Regions from separate parts of the Homo sapiens genome. Here region 1 is linked to region 2. Evidence: chromatin loops called from intact Hi-C (ENCODE). Cell type or tissue: PC-9. All regions are shown on one strand. Each heading gives the region's core, and the rest is flanking DNA. Links, peaks and the distances in the headings are about the cores only.

Region 1 (4,393 bases), core at 78-4,077, 79 kb before region 2:
TTTAGGTCCCAAAGGTTCAATGGGTAGAAGATGAAAGAAACACATTTCTCTTCAACAGACGAAGGAGCTTTTAAACAGTTAAACCTGCACAAATATGGAAGGAAGTGCCCTGTAAGAGAGTGAGCTCCTCATCACTAGAGGTAATCAAGCAGAGAAGCTGGATGAGACCCTTGGTGAGAAGGCCTCAGAGGGCAGACTGACAGTGAAGAGTGGGATAGATGAACTCTGGGCTTTCAGGACTTCTGTTTCAACAATTCCAAGGTTAAGTTTCTGTACATGTAAGCCTCAATGTGGTATTGTTCAAAACTGAATTTCCTTTCATGTATACTTTCTCATCGGAAATAATTCTAAATGAATACCTCATTCTTGGAAAAAACTGAAATGGCCCATCAAACCGTGAAATAGGAGATGAGGGACTATAACAAGCAAAAATATGTAAAGCTCACAAAATAGACAATGGAATATGTTTTACATTTAGCTGTTTCTACCTAAAATTAAGCTACTGATCTCATTTCATTTTCCCTCCGAGTAGTTCCACTAGGCCCCAGACAGACTGGAAATCAGGATGGAATACATTTACTCCACAGGGACATGAATCAAGTTGCATAAACCTTACAAAAATACTCTGCTAATATTTGCTCTCAGGCACAGACACGCCCATTTGGGTGTCAGTCCACGATATTTCTATCTTAGGCTCTGGCCCCCACCCCTTTACAGCCAAAAGCAGCAGAAGCCTTCAGAAAAGAAAACAGCTAAAGTCACTTTGAAAGGTTTGAGATGTGCTAATCACAGTGCATACCAGCCAAGAAGCTGGAATCTCACAACCGGACCATCCTGCCAGCCTCTGTTCCCGCCAAGGAGTCTGAAGCCAGTGGTAGTCCGGCCAGAGAAACCCAATCCTCACCACCAGTGTCCCTCGCCATAATTTTATCTCAAGGAAACAGAGAAAAATACTCTCCACTTACCCCCACGAAGCATCATCTTATTTGTCTCTGATCAGCCAGGTGACTCGCGAAGTCACTAACTCACTTTTCTCTGGCTCGGTTTCCCAGGTTAGAGCCCTCTAAAGCTTTTTCCAGCTTTAAAATCCTCTGCCTGTAAGGTTTTAATCCAGGGGGCCATCTCAGGTTATATTAGGTTCGGTAACCCTGCTGGTTGCCAGTGTGCCCCTAGAAACCATAAAATATTTTTATGCAGCCTATTCAGATTTCCAGGGCTTTGTACCCTGATAAAATGGGGTCAGCAAATTAATGAAACTCTTTAAAAAGACTTCTAAAAGGCATGCCAAAATGCAAATCAGGAGAACAACATTTAGGAACAAATGAATGAAATGTATATGTTTATCAAAATAACAAGTTGTAAACCTTAAAAAAAAAAACAGTAAAAAGTAAACAAAAGGAATGTATAATTGCTACTAAAAAATAAAAGGTAAAGAAAAAAAGGAAATAATATATGTCATTGCTGCTGTTGATGCATTTATCTGTACTGAGGCCTTCCACATGCTGGGAGCTGAGAATACAGAGATAAAGACAACCCTCTCACTGATTTCAAGAGTGGTCCGTGACTGGACCAAGAAGATCTTTGCTTGGGAGTACTCTGGGACAGGAGGGGTCTTGCCAGGCCAGAGTCCACTGGAGGTTTGAAGGAATAGCCAGACCTGGGTTCTAGTCTCTGCTCTGCCACTCCCAAGTGGACATGAACCTGAACAAATTAATGTTTTGTCTTAGTTTCCTCCCCTGTGAATAACTATAGGGAGCAGAGATTTCATTCTTAACGCAGCACAGGGCCTGGCCCGCCACAGCCACTCAACACCAGCTCTGTGAATGCTGCCTATGCATTCTTGCCCTTCCCACCTGCCTTCTTTCTCAGTCCCTGGGCCATTCCCTTTCCTGTTTCTGGGCTTCCTGTGCTACAGGGCTTCAGCGATTTCCAAGTATTTTTACACCCCTCACTCCTGACTGATTGATTTTGACTGGGCCTGGAAGGTAGCACTGCTGTTAACCATTTTACAAGATTGGGAGACTCGACTCAGAACCACGCACAGGTCACACAGGCAGACTTCAAACAAGGTGATGATCCCAAGCTCAGGTGGGGGCATCACACACCACCCACTCTGAGTCCACTGATCCACGTGACTGGGAGGCAGACGAATTACAGGTGATTCACTGGAGGTGGTAAACGGAGCCCCACACTTAGTCACTATTGTCTCTGTAACTTACTAAATAAGGTATGTTCTTACCCTTTTGAGATAATCTTTTATAAACACTCCCCGAGGCTCTCATGTTGGTAAATTTCCTCTTACAAGGGAAATGGCCCAGAAAACCTTCTTGCCCCCTAATTAACTCTGCAACATTAGAAACTTGAGTAATGATCTGGGTATTTATCACCATATTACCTCTGCTCTAAGATGACACACCTGATGTAACAGGTGTTTCAGCAAAGTTATTTTAAAGAAACAGTACATCCAAGGTACCCTGTGACTGTGAAGGTCACGGTGATTTCAGAAGCATTAAAGTGTGGCCAACGCACCTTTCAGAATTGAGGAAATGTAGTAAATGACTTCCTCCCACTTTTGCAAAAGGCCTGGACTGGAGTGTGTCACATGATGTCTAAAGGCCCTTCCAGCCTCACAGGCAGCCGTCCCTGGGTTAATTATTAGCAGCAGCGGGAGGGCAGAAACAGGCCATCTCATTTCCTGAGGCCAGGCTCTGGGTTTGGCCTGGGGCCGCTCCTACCTGATGACCAGCTCTCCTTCCGGACCTCAGTGAGGTGGCCAGCCCTGGCCCCAGTCAGTCTCTCCTCCCACTGCACCTGCCTCCAGGGATCTCGGAACTGCCAGGACTCCTTCCGGCCCATGGGAAGCTGAGCTTCTCAGCAAACTAGAGCTCCATAAGACTCTTGCTCACTCACCTTTCGGGGCACATGCACTGGCTCTGAGCCAAGGATCTCATGAGGACAGTCATGGGGCAGGAGTAACTGATAAACAAGGGGGCGGCAACCTGGGTGTAGCAGGGGCCTGGATCTCTGGAGGATCCAGGACAGCCTCACGGTGTCTGAACCCTGAGCTTCTTTCAACCTGCCAGGAGAGAGGCTCAGGTAGCAAGAAATAACCCTGGGTGGCTGTGAAAAAGGGGGATCTGACCACAGATGGTAGTGAACCTTGGAGGGGAAGGAGAGGGCGGCTCAGACCAGTGGCTACAAAGGGCGTGGACTCTGATGTGCTCAGGTTGAACAAAACAAGCCAACCAACAATTTTGTTTGTGTTTTTTAAAAAGTTGAACTTGTAATGTCTATGCAATCATATATTCCACTCTTTCTCATGATCACTATCCAACATTCGTCCAGGTATTTCAAACACTTCCCTGACCCCTTCTGTTATGACTCTACGATATTCCACCACGTGGGTGTACATAACTGTGGCTGGGTGTTCAGATGACTTCTCACTAGCAGAGCTCAGATGTCAGAAAGAATCCACAGTAAACCCAGAAAAGGAAGAGGAAGCATGTGACCAAGGACAGGCACCAATGCCAAGGAAGTGGGGGTCCCGAAGAGCCCTGAGTTAGGGCAAAAACACCAAAGAAAGGAGGAACGAGATGACAGACAGGGGCTGGGCCACCACCTAGAGGAGGATGGCTAAACATGAGCAAGGTAACTGATGATGATTTGCGCAAAATCGCCAAGTTAACTGTGTTCTGTCTTTTCTACCAGGTAGAACAATCTTTTACAATGGAAAAGATGAAATTAAAGGGGATGGGAAGCCATTCCCTGAGCAACTCCCATGACCCAGGAGAGAGCCCACACTCACCATCTTACTGGACTCTCACATCAAAAGAGGGGACCAGGCTTCGCCCATGAGGTTACCACATGTGTTTCTGAGGTGACCCAGCGGCAGGGCAGAATCCAAACCGGTGGCTCCTGCCAAAGACGTGCTCCTCCCACTACCTCTTCTGGTCTTTTCTTTTTCTTTTCTTTTTTTCTGTTCTTTTAAATCTCCGGTAAACAAGCGTTTTTTTTTTTTTTAATTGTAAAATATATAGGACCTAACGCTTGCCATTTTAGCCATTTTTAAGTGTACAATTCAGTGGCTTTAATTATATTCACAATGTTGTGCAAACATTACCACTATTTCCAGAAATTTTTCATCATCCCAAACAGAAACTCTGTACCCATTAGGCAATAACTCCCCATTCACCCCTCCTCCAACTCCTGGCCACCTCTAATCTACTTTCTGCCTCTACGAATTTGCCTAGTCTAGATACATCAGTGGAACCACATAGTATTTGTCTATTTGAGTCTGGCTTATTTCACTTAGCATGTTTTTAAGGTTCCTCCATATTTTAGCATGTATCAGAACTTTATTTCTTTTTATGACTGAATGATATTCCATTTTGTT
Region 2 (4,393 bases), core at 285-4,284:
ATATTTATTGGATGGACAGACAGGTGGATCATTGGATGGCTAGATAGATAGATGAACGGATGGATGGCTTGGTGAATGGATGATGGGTGGATGGATGAATAGATGGATGTGATAGTGAACTTCAAGTTGTCATTTCAAATCTAGGTATTTGTTCAGTTAGAATGCATTTCCTCTTCTTCCTCTATTTTCTCCAATGACAAAATAATAAAATTTCTTCAAAAGAATGTAGGAAATGGGGTTACCTTCTTCTCCGCATAGAATAATACACTCATTGAGCTGTAGAGGAAACATAATTTCACCTGTTTCAGTCCCCAGCCTCTGACCTGTCAATCTTATTCCTAGCTCATATTAATAATATTCCAGTTGCTAGAAGGAACTCCTTATACTGAACCCAAGCCTATTGCCCTGACGTTTCTGCCTTTGAGTCCAGTTTTTGGCTTTTTGAACCAATACTGATGACTAATCCCTGTTTCACAGAGTAGATTTTAACATATGGGATCATGGCTTGCATTGCTCAAGGCTCTACTGCAAGTGACAGAAAACCCAGTTCAAACCAGGTAAATAAAAACAGACACTTATTACCTCCTGTAAGCCAATGGCTGAATGGTGACAGTGCCATCTCCACAGTTGACTGGACCCAAGCACTCCATCTCAGCTTGCCTTCTGGATGGATGTTTGCTCCATTAGTTCTAGCTCTTCTGAATGGCTGGGATTATGAGTACCCATTTTCTCTGCAAACAGCTTTTTTTTTTTTGATGTGGAGTCTCAACTCTGTCGCCTAGATTGGAGTGCAGTGGCACAATCTCAGCTCACTGCAATCTCTGCCTACTGGGTTCAAGTGATTCTCCTGCCTCAGCCTCTCAAGTAGCTGGAATTACAGGTGTGCACCATCATGCCCAGCTCATTTTTTTTTTCTTAAATTTTTACTAGAGATGGGGTTTCACTCTATTGGCCAGGCTGGTCTCGAACTCCTGGCCTCAAGTGATCCACCCACCTCAGCCTCCCAAAATGCTGGGATTATAGGCATGAGCCACCATGGCCTGCCTTGCAAACATATCTTTTAACTCACAATCCGAAAGGATATAGACAAAAATATCAGGGAAGGGCTTTGATTGGTCTCATTCAGGTCATGTGTCTGTGCCTGTAGCTGGAGGTCAGAGTACTGCAGTTGAGAGCCCCATCAGAATCCCAAGGAATGGGAAGGTGCATGTCCTCTACAAAGCAGGAGAGTCAGTTACCAAAATAAGGACACAAAAGATTCTGGTTAGACCCAAATAGGACATCTTCCATAGCCAGAATTTCCCTTATCTTCATGCTTCAAGTTTATTAAAACATGGGATTAGAGTGGGGCACAGACATTTACTATCCTAGTTTCTCCTTGGATGTGCTCAAATTTGTCAATATCCCTCTCCAAATGTGACCCTCTACTCTGAACATAATCTGCTGTTCCTCAAGTGGTCTGATATGTGCAGCGCATAACAGACCCATTGCTGTCCTTGTTCTCAACGTGGCTGTCACAGTGTTAGGCCCAGAGTAGGTGTCCAATAAATAGTGAATGAATAAAAGGATAAACGTGATTCTCAGGCCAATCCTGCCTAAACACTTCTCCCAAAGGCAGATAAGGAGGCCCTTGTGAGATCAATAATATACAGCAGAGGAGATGCGACCAGCTGCACTGAGAATGTGGGAGTACTGTGGGAGGCTGCAGCTGGCATATCTCACCGGGTGTGCCTGGTATGACTGCTTCCAGGGAGTACTCTGCCCTCCTTAAACTTTTGGTTCATTGGAATAAACTGTTCCTCCCTAAAGGCAGCAACATTGGAAGATGAAGATATTTGTGAAACAAAATTAAAAAAATACATATCCTTTTCTTGTCTAGGACTTTGGTTGCAAGTGACAGAAAACCCCAAATGACACTAAACTAAATATGATAGATTATTTATCATTTAAACAAAGTTCAGAGGTAAGAAATCAAGGCTGGAATGGCAGCTCCACAATCACTGGGGAGCCAGGTTTGCTCTTTCTTGTTTCTCCCATCTTGTTGGCCCATCCAAGGTGATGGCATAAGTTCTGACCATCATGCTAACATCCTTTTTAATAGAAAACTCAGTTCACACCAGATAAATAAAAGGGATAAAAGAAGGAAGGGGGTGAAGACATGTTCCAGTGGTCTTTTAATATTTCCAGACAGCTTCACAATGCTCTCATTTACATTTCACAGCTGAAACTTAGCTTTAGGTAAGAGGGAGGCTGAGGAGTGTGGTTGTTATTCCAAGCAGTTTAGTGCTCTGCTAAAGCTGGAATCTCTATTACTATGCAAGAGACAGGAAATGGATATTGGCCTAGGCAACTAAGATCTCTGTCAATGATGCCAGAAAGAAAAAGGCAATTTAAAAGTGTAAAGGCAAAGGTGGGAAAACAGACATATCCTGTTGTGGTCTGTGTTACATTCCTGGTAGGGGTTTTGTGAAAGAAGGCTTCAGTTCATCAGTCACGCTCCTGCCCAAGGCATCGTCTACAAAGTTAACCTGATCAGATCCAGGATATGATCTTGGTTTCCTATAAGCGAGACTCCCCAGCATGGTATGCAAGGCATTCTGTGCCTGTCCCAGTTCTACCTCCCTAGCTTTAGCAATCGCCACTCTCCTGTACTACAGCCACACCCAGCTCCTTGTCATTTCAAAACATGCTCAGGCCAGTTGTTTCTCTGTATATATACAGGCAGTTCCTGGTGCCTGGAATGCACTTTCCTCCCCTATTTGAACCCAAATTCCCCAGCATCGAGTTTGCAAATTGAAATTTTTCTTATCAACTTGTAGGGGTTCTTTTTATAGTTAATAGAATAGTTATGATTATAGGCTATCAATATGTGGCTCTTCAGCAAACGTTTACAAATACCTTTTCTTTCAGTCTGCCTTTCTTCCAAAATATTTTCCTCATCCTGCTGCTCTTTCTACAGACTCTTGGTCTGCTTTTCAGGCAGGAAAAGGGTCCCTAATGCCTACTCCTTTTGGTTCCAATGGCTTAAAGCATGTGCCAACTTCCTAGTTAGTGAGAAAAGGACTAGAGTCACATGGAAAGAAATCCTTCCTTCAGAGGATGTGTCCACTGAAAACCTGTCTGAGTCTGATACGGAAGAGGCAAACCTAGAGGAAAGGAAAAGAGAAGATAACTATCAGGATCCCTTGACTGGCTGGTCATTGCAGCCTGCAGCCTGGAATTGCCTGCTCAACGCTGGGTTAGGAAGAACTTTGGCATCTTGACTTCCACTTTATCATGGGCCATCTGGCTAGAAAGCAGCCAAAAGCAGAGACAGCATCCTTTCTCCATACCTGGACAGCATTGGGGATTGTGGCTGTGAAGGCAGAGGCGACCCAGCCTAAATGCCTTCTACATGGAAGACCAGCAGGCCATGTGCTGGGCAAATCCTTTCAGCAGTTTATTTGTAGAAAGGAACCACATGATAGCTGATCAGAGAATGAGGGTGCTTTTCCAGACATAAGATTTGAGTGTAGAGAGGCCAAAAGGAATGCAAGGCCTTAGGAAAACTTGACCTTTGTCAGCCTCTGCAACCCCAGAAGCTAGTAGAGGTCTTGTTTCCAGGGACAATTAGCCACAGCACAGCATGGGGCCCAAGAGGGCACTGATTCCTGAGAAACATCAGCCATGTCCAGGCTGAGACTGAGAAGACCTGCCCCTCGTCTGGGGACCTCACTCATGGCAGTTCTCCTGCTGGATAGCCAGTATGTGCGCAGGGAGGCCCAAGCCCACACAATCACGTTCTTAGCATGCAAATCTCATTCTTTACTTGTGTGTAGTGGCGAGGGTTGCAGTCACACTCTTGGAAACTGGAGAGAGCTGGAAGCAAGGAAAGAAAGACAAGTCAGAGTAAGCAGCCCTGAAATGCATGTGGCGCTATTTTAGTGAATGGATTGGGTAAGGAGAGGGCAGTGAGTCGAGGCAGTGGCCCAGTTCCTTGCCCAAGTGTATGAACAACAAGCTTCAGACTACAAGGCTGTTCCAGAAAATTTGCCCTAAGGGTGGAAATGTTTTAAGTCTGCATGTTCTGACGTGGTGGCCACTAGCTACTTATGGCTCTTGAGCACCTGGAACGTGATTATGACAATAAGGAAGTGTATTTTAAATTTTACTTAATGTTAATTAATTTAGACTTAAATATAAATAGCTACTGTAGTGGCTAGGGGCTGCCATACTGGACAGCAAAGTACCAGAGAACAGGGGGCAGGAATTTGGGCTTTAGAGTAAGACAGAGAGTCTTGCCTTCCTCCCTGGCTACCCCTGTGAGCTCAGATAAGCCATTAGACCTCTTTGTGCTTTAGTTTTCTCTTATTTAAAACAGGGCTGATGGTACCAGCCTCCTTGCCCTAGTGCC

Evidence for each region. A loop is a pair of places that touch in the nucleus more often than their neighbours do. Peaks named below come from ENCODE experiments on the same cell type or tissue, not always from the same donor. Only the 100,000 strongest peaks of a DNase experiment are listed, where the experiment ranks them.
Region 1: a loop joins it to region 2, with 9 times the contacts of the local background. A loop is called at or near these places in 3 of 110 quality-filtered maps.

Annotation. Positions count from the first base shown.
Region 1 is chr9:109,475,004-109,479,396 of GRCh38, forward strand. All of the region lies in intron 1 of PTPN3 (protein tyrosine phosphatase non-receptor type 3), which reads right to left. Among named protein-coding and RNA genes, the nearest start is that of PTPN3, 21 kb to the right of the region's middle. RefSeq lists a silencer at 566-860, an enhancer at 2,582-2,726 and a cis regulatory region at 2,647-2,660. In PC-9, for the core only: no CTCF peak of the experiment used is centred there; DNase peaks (open chromatin) are centred at 2,548 and 2,828; H3K4me3 peaks cover 2,160 bases; H3K27ac peaks cover 4,000 bases.
Region 2 is chr9:109,553,710-109,558,102 of GRCh38, forward strand. No RefSeq gene overlaps it. Among named protein-coding and RNA genes, the nearest start is that of MIR3927, 44 kb to the left of the region's middle. In PC-9, for the core only: no CTCF peak of the experiment used is centred there; DNase peaks (open chromatin) are centred at 2,552 and 3,982; H3K4me3 peaks cover 281 bases; H3K27ac peaks cover 3,282 bases.